Regions from separate parts of the Mus musculus genome. Here region 2 is linked to region 1. Evidence: chromatin loops called from intact Hi-C (ENCODE). Cell type or tissue: heart. All regions are shown on one strand. Links, peaks and the distances in the headings refer to the core of each region. The heading gives the core; the rest is flanking DNA.

What was found. A loop is a pair of places that touch in the nucleus more often than their neighbours do. Peaks named below come from ENCODE experiments on the same cell type or tissue, not always from the same donor. Only the 100,000 strongest peaks of a DNase experiment are listed, where the experiment ranks them.
Region 2: it touches region 1 in a loop (5-fold over the local background); 21 of 42 quality-filtered maps call a loop at or near these places.

The regions. Positions count from the first base shown.
Region 1 is chr5:137,119,286-137,126,602 of GRCm38, forward strand. No RefSeq gene overlaps it. Among named protein-coding and RNA genes, the nearest start is that of Trim56, 6.7 kb to the left of the region's middle. In heart, for the core only: a CTCF peak has its summit at 1,459 (motif pointing left); a DNase peak (open chromatin) is centred at 3,636; H3K27ac peaks cover 362 bases.
Region 2 is chr5:137,281,164-137,288,480 of GRCm38, forward strand. It overlaps Gm42456 (a long non-coding RNA gene), which reads right to left. Exons shown (of 4, transcript XR_003955815.1): 2 at 2,425-2,561; 3 at 1,896-2,301; 4 at 1,183-1,325. Ache (acetylcholinesterase) reads left to right here and starts at 7,091. Exons shown (of 5, transcript NM_009599.4): 1 at 7,091-7,204. In heart, for the core only: CTCF peaks have their summits at 4,067 (motif pointing left), 5,698 (motif pointing left) and 5,908; DNase peaks (open chromatin) are centred at 5,708 and 6,168; H3K4me3 peaks cover 928 bases; H3K27ac peaks cover 847 bases; H3K27me3 peaks cover 531 bases.

The sequences.
Region 1 (7,317 bases), core at 1,322-6,321:
TCACTGTATAGCAGAGGCTGGCCTCAAACTCCTGATCTCCCCGTGTCCAGCCTCTGGAGTGCTGGGGTTCCTAGTGTGCACGACTGGCTGCTCTTGGCTTCACTTACACGTTCCTTTTGTGAGCGTTCCTACCGTGGAGAGCTTAAAGGTGTCAGTGTGAAGTTTTGCCAGCATGAATTTGGGAAGAGACTCACAGAACTTCCCGTGAGCCGATACAAACCCACCCAAGGCCCTGCTTTCGGCCAGCTTTGCGAGCCGTGTTTTTCTTTTTCTTTAAAGAGATGTCTTAGTCACGGTTATTTATTTTGTGTGTGTATGTCACTGTGCCGTTGCACATGTGTGGAGCTCGGAGGACAAAATGCACAAGTCGATTCTCTCCTTCCACCATGTTGTGGGGCCCAGATGCAGGCCGCCAGGCTTAGCAGTGGGCGTCTTTACTGCTGAGGTTTAGCCTTGGCCCTGGACTTTTAATTTTCATTAAAATTAAGAATATTTTCTCATTTGCTTATCATTTTTTTTGATCTATGGGTTATTAGAATTATGTTGTTTAGATTTTATAATGTGTATGTGGTGTGTGTGTGTGTGTGTGTGTCAGAGAGAGATAGGGAGAGCAAGAGAGAGAGAGAGAGAGAGAGAGAGAGAGAGAGAGCGAGCCTGGGAAACATCTATGTGAGGTCAAGGCCAGCCTGGTTTACAGAGCTAGTTTCAGGACAGCCAGTGCTACACAGAGAAACCCTCATATAAGTATATGTGTGTGTGTATATATATATATATATGTGTGTGTGTGTGTGTGTGTGTGTGTGTGTGTGTATGTGTGTGTGTGTACATATACTCATATATATTGTTTGAGCCTATCTAGTATCTTGTCTCATGGGACAGAGATCACTGGAATAGTTCAGATTTGTCCATATATCACAGAGTACTGCTTGTAGGTATTTATTTATTTTTAAGACAGGGTGTTATATAGCCCAGGCTGGCTCCACTATTTCCATGTAGCTGAGGATGGACGTGAACTCAGCCTCTTCTGCCTCCACCGCCAAGGCTGGGATTACAGGATGGCATGTGTGTTGCCACGTCTGACTGTCATTGGTTTTCTTAGATTTACTGGACGATGAGGACAAACCTTATATAAAAATGTCTCTTACTTGGGCATGTTGGCACACACCTTCAGTCCCAGCACTCAGGCCAATCTCTGTGAGTTTCAGGTCATCTTGCCTTACATGGTGAGTTCCAGGAGAGTCAGGGAGATGTAGAGAGACCCTATTTCAAAACAAACAAACAAACAAACAAACAAACAATGTTCTGGGGGGGTGGGGTGCTGGAGAGATGGCTCAGCACATAAGACTGCTCTTCCAGAGGTCCTGAGTTCAATTCCCCACACCACATGGTGGCTCACAACCATCAGTAATGGGATCTGATGCCCTCTTCTGGCATGCAGGTGTACATGCAGATAGAACACCCATATACATAATAAATCTTTTAAAAACATTCTTCAAGGAAAAAGGATGTATTTTCAAAGAAACAGTGGTTTTCTCTACCTCCTGTCTCATCTTGATAGACTGTAGTTAAAAAAGAAATGGGTTTGGGGAGAAACCTCAGTTGGTAAATGCTTGCTGTATAAGGGTGAGTGTGAGCCCCAGAGCCTGTGTGACTGACATGTGTAACAGGAGTGCTGGGAGGCCGGGGCCTGTGGGCCACACTGGTGTATTCCAGTACAGTGAGAGACCTTGTCACACTGTAAGCCAAGGCGGTGGTGGCACATGCCTTTAATCCTGGCACTCCATAGACAGAGGCAAACAGGTCTACAGAGTGAGCTCCAGGATAGCCAGGGCTATTACACAGAGAAACCCTGTCTTTGAAAATAACAATAAACCTAACCAAAGCTTTGATGGACTGATGGAGTTGAATTTTGACTTCCACATGACTTCCCCCAGCACACACACAAAGTGCATGTGAACCCCCCCCCCCCATTCACTCAGGAGTGGTGATCCGCACCTATAATCCCAGGTAGAGGCAGGAAGATCTGGAGTTCAAGGTCGTCCTTAGCTATGTAGTGGATTTGAGGCTAGCCTGAGCTAAAAGAGAGCAAGGCACTGGGGCTTGCCCACGGGTGTCCTTTCACACAAAATGTACAAGGAAGAAGGAAGTGAAAGAAAGCAGGACAGTACCTGGACTAGACTGTAACAAACTGCAGACTGTGTAACAAACTGCAGACTGTGTAACAAACTGCTGTTTCCATACTGAGGGGAAACTGTTCTTGGCAAGTGAGTGGGGGAGGGGGTTTAGACTAAAGGACACATCTGTTGTTTTGTTTTCTTTTTATACAGGGTCTCACTATGTAGACCAGGCTGTCCTGGAGCTCACAGAGATCAGCCTGCCTCTCGGTCCGGCTCTCCTTTCAGTACTTCCTGCTACAGGGAAGGCCAGCTTCGTTTCTACCCTGTGTGCTTGTGTCTACTTCATTGACGGGACGAGTGTCTGTAGGTCAACCCTGGTGGTCCTTTCTCAGGCGCCAACCATCTTGTTTTCTGAGATAGGATCTCTCAGTGGTCGCCAAATAGCCCAGGTTGGCCGGCCAGAGAGTCTCAGGGACTCGCCTGTCTACTTCCCCAGTCACAAAGGACAAGACTGCATGTGGCTCCAGACGATCAAAGTCAGGTCTTAACTTGCAAAGACTGCTGCCCGCATGCTTTTTCTCTTCCTGTGTTTACTTTGTTTGTGACTGGGGTTTTCCTCTGCCTCTGTATGTCAGGTGTTAGTTATGGAGCTGAGAACTCCTCTGAGGCTGTCTCTCTGCCAGGTGACCGGGTGCAGCCGGAGCGAGCATGTGGCTCTCATCCACACCTGACTCTCAGCCCTCTTTTATTTCCCTTTCACGTGACTTACCAGTGTGTGCATCAGCAACCGTCATCACAAAGAACCATCGAAGGCCCGCAAGCTGGCACAGCGGGTAAAGGGTCTTGCTGCCAAGAGTTTGAACCTGAGTTCGATCCCCAGGACCCACACGGTGGAAATTGTCCCCTGCAAATTGTCCTCTGACGTCCACGTGTGTGTGGTGGCACATGTATGCCCCTCTCCCATAAGTAAATAAATAATAATAAATAAAATAGCAAAACTTTTAAAAAAATGCTTACATTCTTGCGGGGGGGGGTTATAATGAAAGTAGCATAGAGTAAAACGAACTCGTAGTGTTCATGTAAGGATTTTAAAACTCCACAGGGGTCTCATGCATGGCGGCAGGCACCTCTGCTATTGGCCCATGATGCCCATTTTAAAGTGCAGCTAAGGCCTAGTGTGATGCGGGCCTGTAATCCTGACACTTGGAAGGTCGATTAATACAAGGCTAGCCTGGGCTAGATGCCCCAACACGAACAAAAACAAAATAAAACAACAACACAGCACCGTACAACAGCGAACTTGCCCTTCTGCTGGGCAAAGCCCTCTTCCCAGGGCTGCCCTAGACAGATGTGGAACCATCTACTCCAAAGCCGTTCTTACTACACTTACCCACCAGAGGGCGCTAGGCACCTTTCCAAAGCTGACCTTGCCCTCACTAAAGAATGACCGCTTTCCAGTCCCCATTAAAACCACCTCTCTTCCTTTCTGAACCTCAGAGGGTCCTTATTTCTGTGCCTCCCTTGGGATCTACAGTCTTCCAACTAACAAATCATAATGTTGCCATGGCAACACTGCCTCCGTTGTGTTTTTCTCCTTCGCCAATTGGCTTATGAGAGAACGACTCCCCTGTGAGAGGCTCCTTTGGGGATACTAACAGAGTCTCTGAGAAGCTTCCAAGACAATGGGCCTGAGGGGTGTGGCTCAGACCGCCGAGTGCATGCGTGCGTCTAAGCACGTACAGAACCCTGGCTTCCCACGCCAGCACCACAGGAACTTGGCCTTGGATTCACACCTGTAGTCACAGCACTGTTGAGGTAGAGGCAGGAGGATCAGAAGTCCCAGTTTATCCTCAGCTACATATCAAGTTTAAAACCAGCCTGGGCGGCCTGAGGCCCCGTTTAATCTTATAATCCCAGCACTCCGGAGGTTGAGGCAGATCATCATAAATTCAAGGATAACTAGGATTATGTAGTGAGTTCCCGGCTTCCCACGGCTCAGAGTTAAACCTTGTCTCAAAAACAAAGCAGAACACAACACACAGTCGTGCATGCACGTGGGAGCGCGTGGGCGTACACACACACACACACACACACACACACACACACACACACACACCCTTTTCCTGGTGACCTTCCCATGTTTAGCTGATGGAGAGAGGAATGGGCTGTTCATAGCCAGAGAGCAGTGAGTCTGGGGAGGTCTGGTGTACCCGGATGCCTCTTTTATCAGAAGCTGCACTCTCTGCCTCATTTGAAGGCATCCTGGGCTGGGATATGGCTCAGCTGATAGGGTGCTTACCTAGCACTCACGAAGCCCTCAGTGCTAATCCACAGACCACCTAAACCAGGGCAGGTGGGTGTGAAGACCAAGGTCAGCCTCCACTAGGTAGAGACTTTGAGGCCAAGCAGGGCCACATAAGACTATCTGGAAAAAAAGAACTATTTCACTTAACTGTTTTAACCTCTCTATCTCAGACACCAAGCCTAGCAGCACACCCGCCTCTCTCCGCTATCACATGACTAAAGTTGACAAGACTTGGAAACACCTAGGAGACACACCTCCTGACATGCCTGTGAGGGAGACACACCTCCTGAAATGCCTGTGAGGGAGACACACCTCCTGACATGCCTGTGAGGGAGGCACACCTCCTGACATGCCTGTGAGGGAGACACAGCTCCTGACATGCCTGTGAGGGAGGCACACCTCCTGACATGCCTGTGAGGGAGACACACCTCCTGACATCCCTGTGAGGGAAACACACCTCCTGACATGCCTGTGAGGGAGGCACACCTCCTGACATGCCTGTGAGGGAGACACACCTCCTGACATGCCTGTGAGGGAGACACACCTCCTGACATGCCTGTGAGGGAGACACACCTCCTGACATGCCTGTGAGGGAGACACACCTCCTGACATGCCTGTGAGGGAGACACACCAGCTGACATGCCTGTGAGGGAGACACACCTCCTGACATGCCTGTGAGGGAGACACACCAGCTGACATGTCTGTGAGGGAGACACACCTCCTGACATGCCTGTGAGGGAGACACACCTCCTGACATGTCAGTGAGGGAGGCACACCTCCTGACATGCCTGTGAGGGAGACACACCTCCTGACATGCCTGTGAGGGAGACACACCTCCTGACATGCCTGTGAGGGAGGCACACCTCCTGACGTGCCTGTGAGGGAGTATCTGCACTGGATTAACAGAGGGGAAGATCCACCCTGAAAATATGGGCAGGGCATCCCATGGGCTGGGGTCCTGGACTGTAGGTGCAATGTGAGCTGCTGCACTGCTCCGTCTGTCCCACCATGTGGGAGCACAATTAACCCTTCCTGCCTCAACTGCTTCTGTCAGGCAGTGAGGGAGGGGCTGGGTCCCAACAGAGTGTAAAGAGACTTGTGCATAAGTTGAAAACTGCGCCTTTAAATTACAGTGTGTGTGTGTGTTTGTGTGTGTTTGTGTGTGTGTGTGTGTGTGTGTGTGTGTGTGTGTTGCATACATAGAGGTCAGAGGACAGTTTGCAGAGGTCTCTCCCTGAATGGAACACAGGCTTGGCAGCCAGAGCCTTTATCCACTGGGCCACCTCACTGTCCCAAAGCTCATTCCTTTGTAAGCTTTCTTTAGTAGATGGGGTCTAAGAGGCAGCTCTGTGTGGAAAGCGCTTGTGTGAGGACCACAGTTGGGATTCCCAGCACCTACACAAATACCCAGATGGGCATAGATGGCCAGGCTCTAACTCTAGGGCTCAAGAAAGCAGAGACGGAAGGCCTCCTGAGCAAGCTGGCTGGTATGTTAGCTGAATAAATGAGCTCAGGGTTTGACACGTGAAACAGGGGGCATTGTAGAAGACACATGGCATTAACCTCTTGACTCTCCCCCTCCACAGTTATAAAAATAGAAACAATTTTTTTAAAGGATAGGATTGGGTCAGTGATTTCCTTTGCCTTGGCTCTGGAATCCCATCATGCCACCCACTCAGACTCTTCTCTGCGCGTCCCTTTCTCTTGCAACACTCCAGTCCCTTTGGCTTATCTTGCTTCTCCTTGACCTCTGTTTCCCCTGTTAGCATCCCCGTCTCATGCAGCTGAAAGCAGAGCTTGAGTCTCACCTTCTGACTTCAACCTTCCCAGTGCTGGCGTTTCGAGTGTTCTCGGACCACACTTGGCTTAGGCAGCTTTCTGGGCAAAGGAATCTACACTACGCAAGCATCCTAAACTAAGCCATATTCCTCAACTTTATCATCCTGACCCTGGAGTTCACAATATTTGTATCTCTGTTCCCTTCATACTTCCTCCCAGAATGAGCTCATCGGCTTTCATAATTCAATTATGTTGTATCCTTTATATAACGGTGACTTAGTCTGCTTTGTGTGACTGTAACGAAATGCACGAGGCAGGGTAGCCTTATAAGGGGAAAGGGTGTGTTTTGGCTCATGGTTCTGGAGGCATGAGGTTGAAGGACTGGGTCTGGTCCTCAGAGTGCCAAGAGGACACAGGTCATCAGAGGCCAAGAGACAGGGAGCCTGGACACGTACCTTCTGGTCTCTCTTTCTACCTATAGGCCACTGGAATTAATCATGGGGACTGATAACCAATCTAGCCCTAATCATGTCTGAAAGGCTCTGCCCGGAAAGGACATAGTCAGGGTAAGCTTTTGTTACTAATGGTGAAGTCTACAGAGGTTTCACAGATGGGCACACAAGACAGTAACTTCTCACCTAGCGTTTCCAGGTTCCTAACTCCATCATAGATAAAGATCCCCAGGCCTGGGAGATGGCTTAGTGGGGAAAGATGTCTTCCATGTGCGCTGACTCAGCCCCTCCCTGAACCCATGTAAAAGCTGGATGCAGGCACTGCTGTAATCCCAGTACGCTTGCGTGAAGGGGGTGGGGGTGGGGCAGAGCCAGCAGCGGCACCTGGAAGCTTCTGGGCCAGTTAGCCTGCGTACACAACACGGCAGGAAAGATGAGACCCAGCAAGATTCCTAAGGCTGTCCTCTACAGGCCGTGCGCGCGCGCGCACACACACACACCTGGAAGACTCCTGACACCATCATCCATTGTCTCCTGACGCGCTGAAGGTGCCCCTCACTGGCTGGAGCATTTGCCTGCCTTCCTTCCCTGGGGTTCACTGGGAAGTACTTCTGGAACCAGTAAATGTTGGGGTCTTACAAATGTCACATCCGCGTTTGAGGAT
Region 2 (7,317 bases), core at 1,497-6,496, 160 kb after region 1:
GTCACCACCTAGCCCACTGTCCCTTGAAGCATCCCTGTCTCGGAAAATAAATAAATAAATAATAAATAATAAATACACGCACAAACTTCTGAGGACTAGTGATATGGCGGCTCCATCGGTAGAGCACTTGTTAGCACGTCTAAAGCCCCGTGTCCTGTGTCCTATCCCAGCTGCCACATAAGTTGGGTGTGGTAGCATAATGGTGGATAGGAGATAATTATTGACAATCACGCTGATTAAGCCAATTAAAAGTTGGGAACCGGGCTGGATTGATGACTCAGCGGCTAAGAGTTCAAATCCCAGCAACCACACGGTGGCTCACAACCATCCGTAATAAAGATCTGATATCCTTTTCTGGGACGTCTGAAGACAGTTACAGTATACTTACAGATAATAAATAAATAAATCTTTTTTTTTTTTAAGTTGGGAGCCTGCTTTTTTTTTTTTTTTTCCTTTGAAGGGCAACAGAGAAGTTGATCTTAGGGGAAAGGGGAGTTTGGGGGAGGACTAGGAGGAATAGAGAGAAAGGAAACTGCAGCCTGGCTGTAATGTAGGAGAGGAGAAAACAAATTTTAAAATGTGGGGGGAGGGGGTAAATCTTTTTTACCGGTAACCAGACTGGAGAGGGCTTATGCTTCTGAAAAGACTCCTGATGTCCGAACTCAGTGATCCAGAGTTTTTGAGGGCAAAACAGCCCATAAAAAACGTAATTTGCACAGAGTTAGATAAAGGGCAGAGTAATCTCAAGATGTTCATTCTTGACAGAATGTGGTAGTTATTTTAGACATCACTTGCTAATTATTTTGCTTACTACATCCAGACCCTGGTCATAGAAACCTTGGATGTGTTGCTGAGGTAAATAAGAGGAGCCACATTGGTGAGCTCTGGGTTTGATTGAGTGACCTTGCCTCAGGAATAAAGTAGAAAACCAATTAAGAATGATCCCTGGCGGGCTGGTGAGATGGCTCAGCGGGTAAGAGCACTGACTGATCTTCCAAAGGTCCTGAGTTCAAATCCCAGCAACCACATGGTGGCTCAAAACCATCCGTAAAGAGATCTGACTCCCTCTTCTGGAGTGTCTGAAGACAGCTACAGTGTACTTACATATAATAAATAAATAAATAAATAAATAAATAAATAAATCTTAAAAAAAAAAAAAAAAAAAAAAAAAAGAATGATCCCTGGCATCCACACGCCGCCCACTCACATATGTCCAAACACAACAGCAAACGTGATAAAAACACTGACCAAAAGCAACTGTGGTGAGGAAAGCCTTACTTGGTTAGAGGTTACAGCCCATCATCCAGGGAAACCAATGAAGGAACCTGGAGGCAGAAACAGAAGCACAGATCGTGGAGGAACACTGTTTTCTGGCATTCGGGCTTAGCTTCCACAGATTGCTTTTCTTACACCGCTCAGGCCTATCTATGCAAAGATGGCACCATCCACAGTGGGCTAGACCCTCCTACATCCGTTGGCAATTAAGAAAATACCCCACAGATGTGCCCATGGATCAATCTAATGGTGGCAGTTCCTCTACTGAGTTCCCCACCCAGTTATGTGTCAAGCTGGTAAAAACTATGACAGCCTCTTTCCTCATTTTGACGCTACCTATATGTCTCTCTACTTCTCTGGTTCTCTTGAGCCTCGTTGGTAGGAAGGGGTGGTTCACGGTGTTGAACCTGTAGACTAAGAGTGTCTTCGGCATCTTAGGGAGGGATGCAGGTACAAGATATCCAGCTCTGGGGGAAGAACTGGGGATAAGTGCGTTTTCTGAGGACCTTTCCTTGTTTCCTAGGACCCCGTGACTTTTAGGATGGCTAACTTTAACTATCAACTTGACACAACCTAGACTCACTTGGAAAAATAATCTCTGTGAGGGAGGGATTACTTACATTTAGCTGTCCAGCATCTCTGTGGGATTTTCTTAAGGCAATTGATGTGGAAAGACTTTGCCCACCATGGGTGGCACCATTCCCTAAGCTACATAAGAGTGGAGAAATCTAGCAGGGCAACCAAGTAAACTACATGCATCCCTGTATCTCTGCTCTTGACTGACCATGGATGTGATGTGATTAGCTGTGCCCTCCTATGACAACCCCATAGTCACAGATAGTAACCTCAAGTGGTAGAGCTAAAATAATCTCTTCTCTATTAAGCTGGTTTTTTCGTAGGTTGTTTCATCAGAGCAACAGAAATGAAAGTAGAACAGCTCTCAAAGATTCCAAAACAGAGAATCCTTCCAGATCATTCTCTGCAGGGGGCAGGGACAGAAGGGAGGGCTTGAGAGCCACAGGTATCCTGGTAAGAGAGGAAGGTAAAAGGAGGTGAAACCTTAAGCATAAATAAGTACGTAATAATACGTATTTACAGCCCCACTCTCCACCAACCAAACTTGCCTACCCCCCTCCCTCTCCAACTTACTTGGAAACCCCAAGAGCTCAACAACAATGGTGAGTGGGAAGTCCTGGGGCAGGTGCCCATCAGCAAGCATTTTATACCACTTCCTTGCTAGGAAAGGTGTCAGCAGAGCCAGAGAAGAGTACAGCTTCAGAGAAGACCTGGGCCATGGACAAACGGAAGCTACAGCAGGGGAAGAATTTGCTCAGCCTCTGAGAGCCGTCTGAGTCTGTGTTAACTCACTAATGGTACTCTCTCACCTCTCCTGGGTACAATGGCAAATATTCGCAGTCACTGAAGTTATAGCTCAAAGGTGCATCAGACCTGATGACCCAAGTTCCATACCCCCCGAACCCACATGGTAGAAAGAGGGAAACCACTCCCAAAACGTATCCCCTGACCACCACACATGTGACATGGTACACTTGTGAACACACACAGAGAAAGAAAGAGAGACAGACTTTAAATAAATATCAAGATGTAATATTTTAAGATAAAAAGATATTCCAAAGTGATATTCCCACCGTTCTATAAAGGCAGTACCCCTCAGCCATCCAGGTTTCAAAAGTGTAATCCAAGGCTAAGGCTGCTCCTGAAATAATGGGACATTGTCTTCCTTGACTTCCCCTGTGCTGGGCGGGGGTAGAAGCCCAGGATTTTCCACATCCTAAACCAACATCCTCTACCACTGAGCCACGCCCCCAGCCCCTCCCTGGGTGATTCTAGGCAGGGGCTCTACCACTGAGCCACGCCCCCAGTCCCTCCCTGGGGGATTCTAGGCAGGGGCTCTACCACTGAGCCACGCCCCCAGCCCCTCCCTGGGGGATTCTAGGCAGGGGCTCTACCACTGAGCCACGCCCCCAGCCCCTCCCTGGGGGATTCTAGGCAGGAGCTCTACCACTGAGCCACGCCCCCAGCCCCCCACTGGGGGATTCTAGGCAGAGGCTCTACCACTGAGCCACGCCCCCAGCCCCTCCCTGGGGGATTCTAGGCAGGGGCTCTACCACTAAGCCACGCCCCTACCCTTGAATTTTAGGACAATCTTAAGTAAGGGACATAGAAAACAATGAGCAGGAAAAGGAATGTGGGGCTGGTGAAATGGCTCAGAGGTTAAGAGCACCGACTGCTCTTCCAAAGGTTCTGAGTTGGCTCACAACCATCCGTAACAAAATCTGATGCCCTCTTCTGATGCTGTCTTCTTCTGAAGACAGCTACAGTGTACTTACATATAACAAATAAATAAATATTAAAAAAGAAAGAAAGAAAGAAAGAAAGAAAGAAAGAAAGAAAGAAAGAAAGAAAAGAAAAAAAAGAAAAAGGAACGTGCTTTGCCTAGCCTCGGGTTCCCCACTCTTGAAGAGCTACAACCTAGATTCAGTGGAGTCACTCAATGGCTATTTCAGAGACCCAGTCGAACAAACCTAAGATTAAGCTGACCAGAACCGAGCCCTCTGGTCCTGCACTGGAAGAACCTAGGTCAGGAACCAGTACCCAGAGCAGAAATTCCCTGTTTAGGACCCCTTGTCCTACACCTCTCCCACTTCACAGTGCCCTCAAAGACTTCCACTCTAGATGCGCCTTCTCTAATGGCCTTTAAAGTCCCAAGCAGTGCCCTCTAGTAGACATTATGAATGTTTCTCCTTCAACAGGATCCCATATCTCAAACAGCGCCCTCCAGTGGACAACTCAGGCATGGCATGAGAACTCATGCAAATTCTAGAGCACCAGTTAGGGGAAGGGAGCACTTGGGATGCGGGTTTTGTGAAAGAAATGAGGGCATCTTTGGAATCCGAAGATTTGGATGTGTTTAAGAGCTGCGATGACAAAAACAAAGGAAGGTGTCATTTAGCATTTAGCAAATTGGTAATGTTCTTTAGGATCCAGTCTTCCTTGTTCCTATCATTAAAACAGCCAAGGGAAAGACAAGAAGGCTTAGTGGGTAAAGGGGCTTGCTACCGAGATCTGTGGACCCATGTGATAGAGGGAGTTGATTTCCACAAATTGTCTTCTGACCTCTACACATATTCACAAAAGATAAATCTATCAAATGCAATTAAAATGTTTTAAATACAGTCAAATTTGGGCTGGAGAGATGGCTCAGCGGGTAAGAGCACTGACTGCTCTTCCAGAGGTCCTGAGTTCAAATCCTAGCAACCACATGGTGGCTCACAACCACCCATAATGAGATCTGACGCCCTCTTCTGGTGCATCTGAAGCCAGCTACAGTGTACTTAGATATAATAATAAATAAATCTTTAAAAAATATATATATACAGTCAAATTTTAGATCAGTCCAGACATCAAAACACAGACAACCTTTTTGGACCGCATTCATAGCAAACAACACCTTAGAAATACACCTTGGCCAGTAGGATGGAAACTCAAGAGTTGTGTGTCAGTTTCCAGGAAATGGCCTTAAACAGAGCAAGAACATCATTTATCCTGTCTTGGAGGGTGCAGATGTGACTGATGGCTGACACTCCAGGAGCCTTGTTACACCGTATGTTGTTGGAAGTCACTTTCTGAAGATGGTAAAGCAGGATACTGTGAAAGGTAGCACCAGGTTCCTTAAAAGCAACTGATACTTGATGTCAAGTGTAATCTCACATGGCTGTCTTCAGAGTTGTTTCTTCTTCCTCCTCTCCCTCTCCCTCTCCCTCCTCTTCCCCCTCCTCTTCCTCGCCCTCCTCTTTCTCCTCCTCCACTTCTTGCACTTATTTATGGAGGGTAGGGTACATCCCGAGGTCAGAGGACACATTTCAGGGAGTTGGTTCTCTCCTTCCACCACGTGGGTCCTAAGTATGTTCGGCGACAAACGTCTTGGTTGACTGGATCATCTTACAAACCTCTTCCTGCCCTTTTGCTTACTAAGCTGTCTAAGCTATTATGGATTTATGGTAAACCTGAGGCCCATCGACAGTTTATTCTTGTCCCAGGATCTTTCTTTCAGTGAGACAAACTCATAGTTACAAAGGTCAAGAGATAAATTGCCCAGCATCACCTGTTTTTGGAACAACTGGATAAGGAACAAGATACTGTCACTAACTGGACCCTGTTTATAGGCTAAAGGCGCTGAGCTTCAAGACTGGGCAGGACTGGCCTCACTCATTCCCTCATTTCCCTTCACGGTTTTAATAATCTGGCGTTACCATGCTCAGAAGCGGCGTCAGACTCTTTCTCTCCCACAGCAACAGTAACACACACCCTGTCTGTTCCTCTTTCCAGAGACACCAGGAAAGAGACAATCAAGGGTTGGTCCCACCCCAGTCCTCAAGGTCCGAATGACAGCCTCTGGCGCCACCTGGCGATAGTCAGCACGGACCCGTCGCGAGTGAGCTGGACTGCAGATGAGTTTCCCGGCATGCAGTGGCCAGGTTCTCCAGGGACAGGAGGGTTGGAGGGCGGGGGGGGGGGGCGGGGGGGATGTCGCAGTTTGGAGAGATGAAAATCGCATATCTGGGAGAGGTTGGACTCTGCGCTGGTATCTTCTGGGGACCAGCCTTTTGCAAGACAGCGCGCCTTTGCCCCTTGCTCGGAGGAAGTGACTGATGAGTGATGAGTGTCTGGGGCTCGAGGGAAAGCTCCCGGCGTCCACAGCGAGCATGCGTGCACGTGTCCCCCTACCCCCCATAGATCCACGCAGCGCCCCATATCGCGTGCGCGCACGCACGTCCCCACGCTCTCGCGTGCAGGCCAGTCGCCCACGCAGCAGCGGCCCGCAGGCTCCAGAGCCAGATGCCCCCACCCACCCCGTGAGCCAGTTGTCTCTTTCATGTAGTGATCTCGCGTGGGCACAAAACTGCACACTTCCCACAGTCACTAAGGTGCAGCTAGGTGGGAGACTCCCTAGAAGGCTGGGCGTGTGGTCTAAGGGACTCCCAAACAGGCTGGGGGCTCCAAGTGTAGGCCGCTCCCACCTGCTAGCCACAACAACCAATGAAAGCTTGGCCCGGTGATGTCATGGACCAGCCGGACCCTTGTGATGACAGCCGGAGGTCACCGGTCAGGGGAATTAGCTCAAGCCCACCCTCGGGGGTTCCGGAAGTTTCCAGAGCTGCAGCAGAGTGCATTGTAGCATCTCCCCACAGCCTTCTGCTTGCCACTATGTGGTCTGGCTTCTCAGCTGTCCCCGTGTCACCTCTTCTTGCCCACAGGGGTCTTTTCCTATAAGGGAGAGCCTGTGTTTCTGTTATTTGTTCCTACAGGTGTTCTTTCGTCTCCACAGAGATGTCCCACGTCATCTTTTCTACCAGTGTCAGCTGAAGGGGGTCCTCAGTCAGGCTTTCTCGTGTCTCTTCTCTTATTACCCTGCCCCAAGCTTTGTCCTGGTTACAGATGCCAAATATTAGGCCTCTGATCTTTCTGGATTAGAGCTGTCAGTGTGTCCTTCCGTCCGTGAAAGGCGACCGGTCTGTCTGTGACTTGTCACCGCAGGAGACTGTCGCCTGCGTGAACGGTGTCTGGTGTCTCCGCAGGCTGCGGTCCGTCTGTCACGTGGGTGTCTGCCCCGCCGCTGCGGGTCTGCGGGTCTGTCGGTCTGTCTGAATCTACCACTGGAGTGTGTCTGGGCTCCCGCTCCCCGGGGTCTCGGGGCTTGAAGGGAGGGAGGAGGGGAGGTGGCAGCCCGGGGGAGCGGGGAGGGGCGGGGGCGGAGACAGTGGGCGGGCGGGGGCGCCGTGCGGCCCGGAGGGGTGTGTGCGGGGGGCCGGAGGCGGCTGTCACTGTCGGCTCAGCCTGCGCCGGGGAACATTGGCCGCCTCCAGCTCCCGGCGCGGCCCGACCCGGCCCGGCTTGGCCGCCTCAGGTGAGTCTCCCAACCCACCCAGGACCCTCCACCGAGTCGGGACCAATCCGCATCCCGGGGGAAACGTGCGATCCTGGAACGATCGAAGCCCCCCAACAGAGCTCCTACTGCAC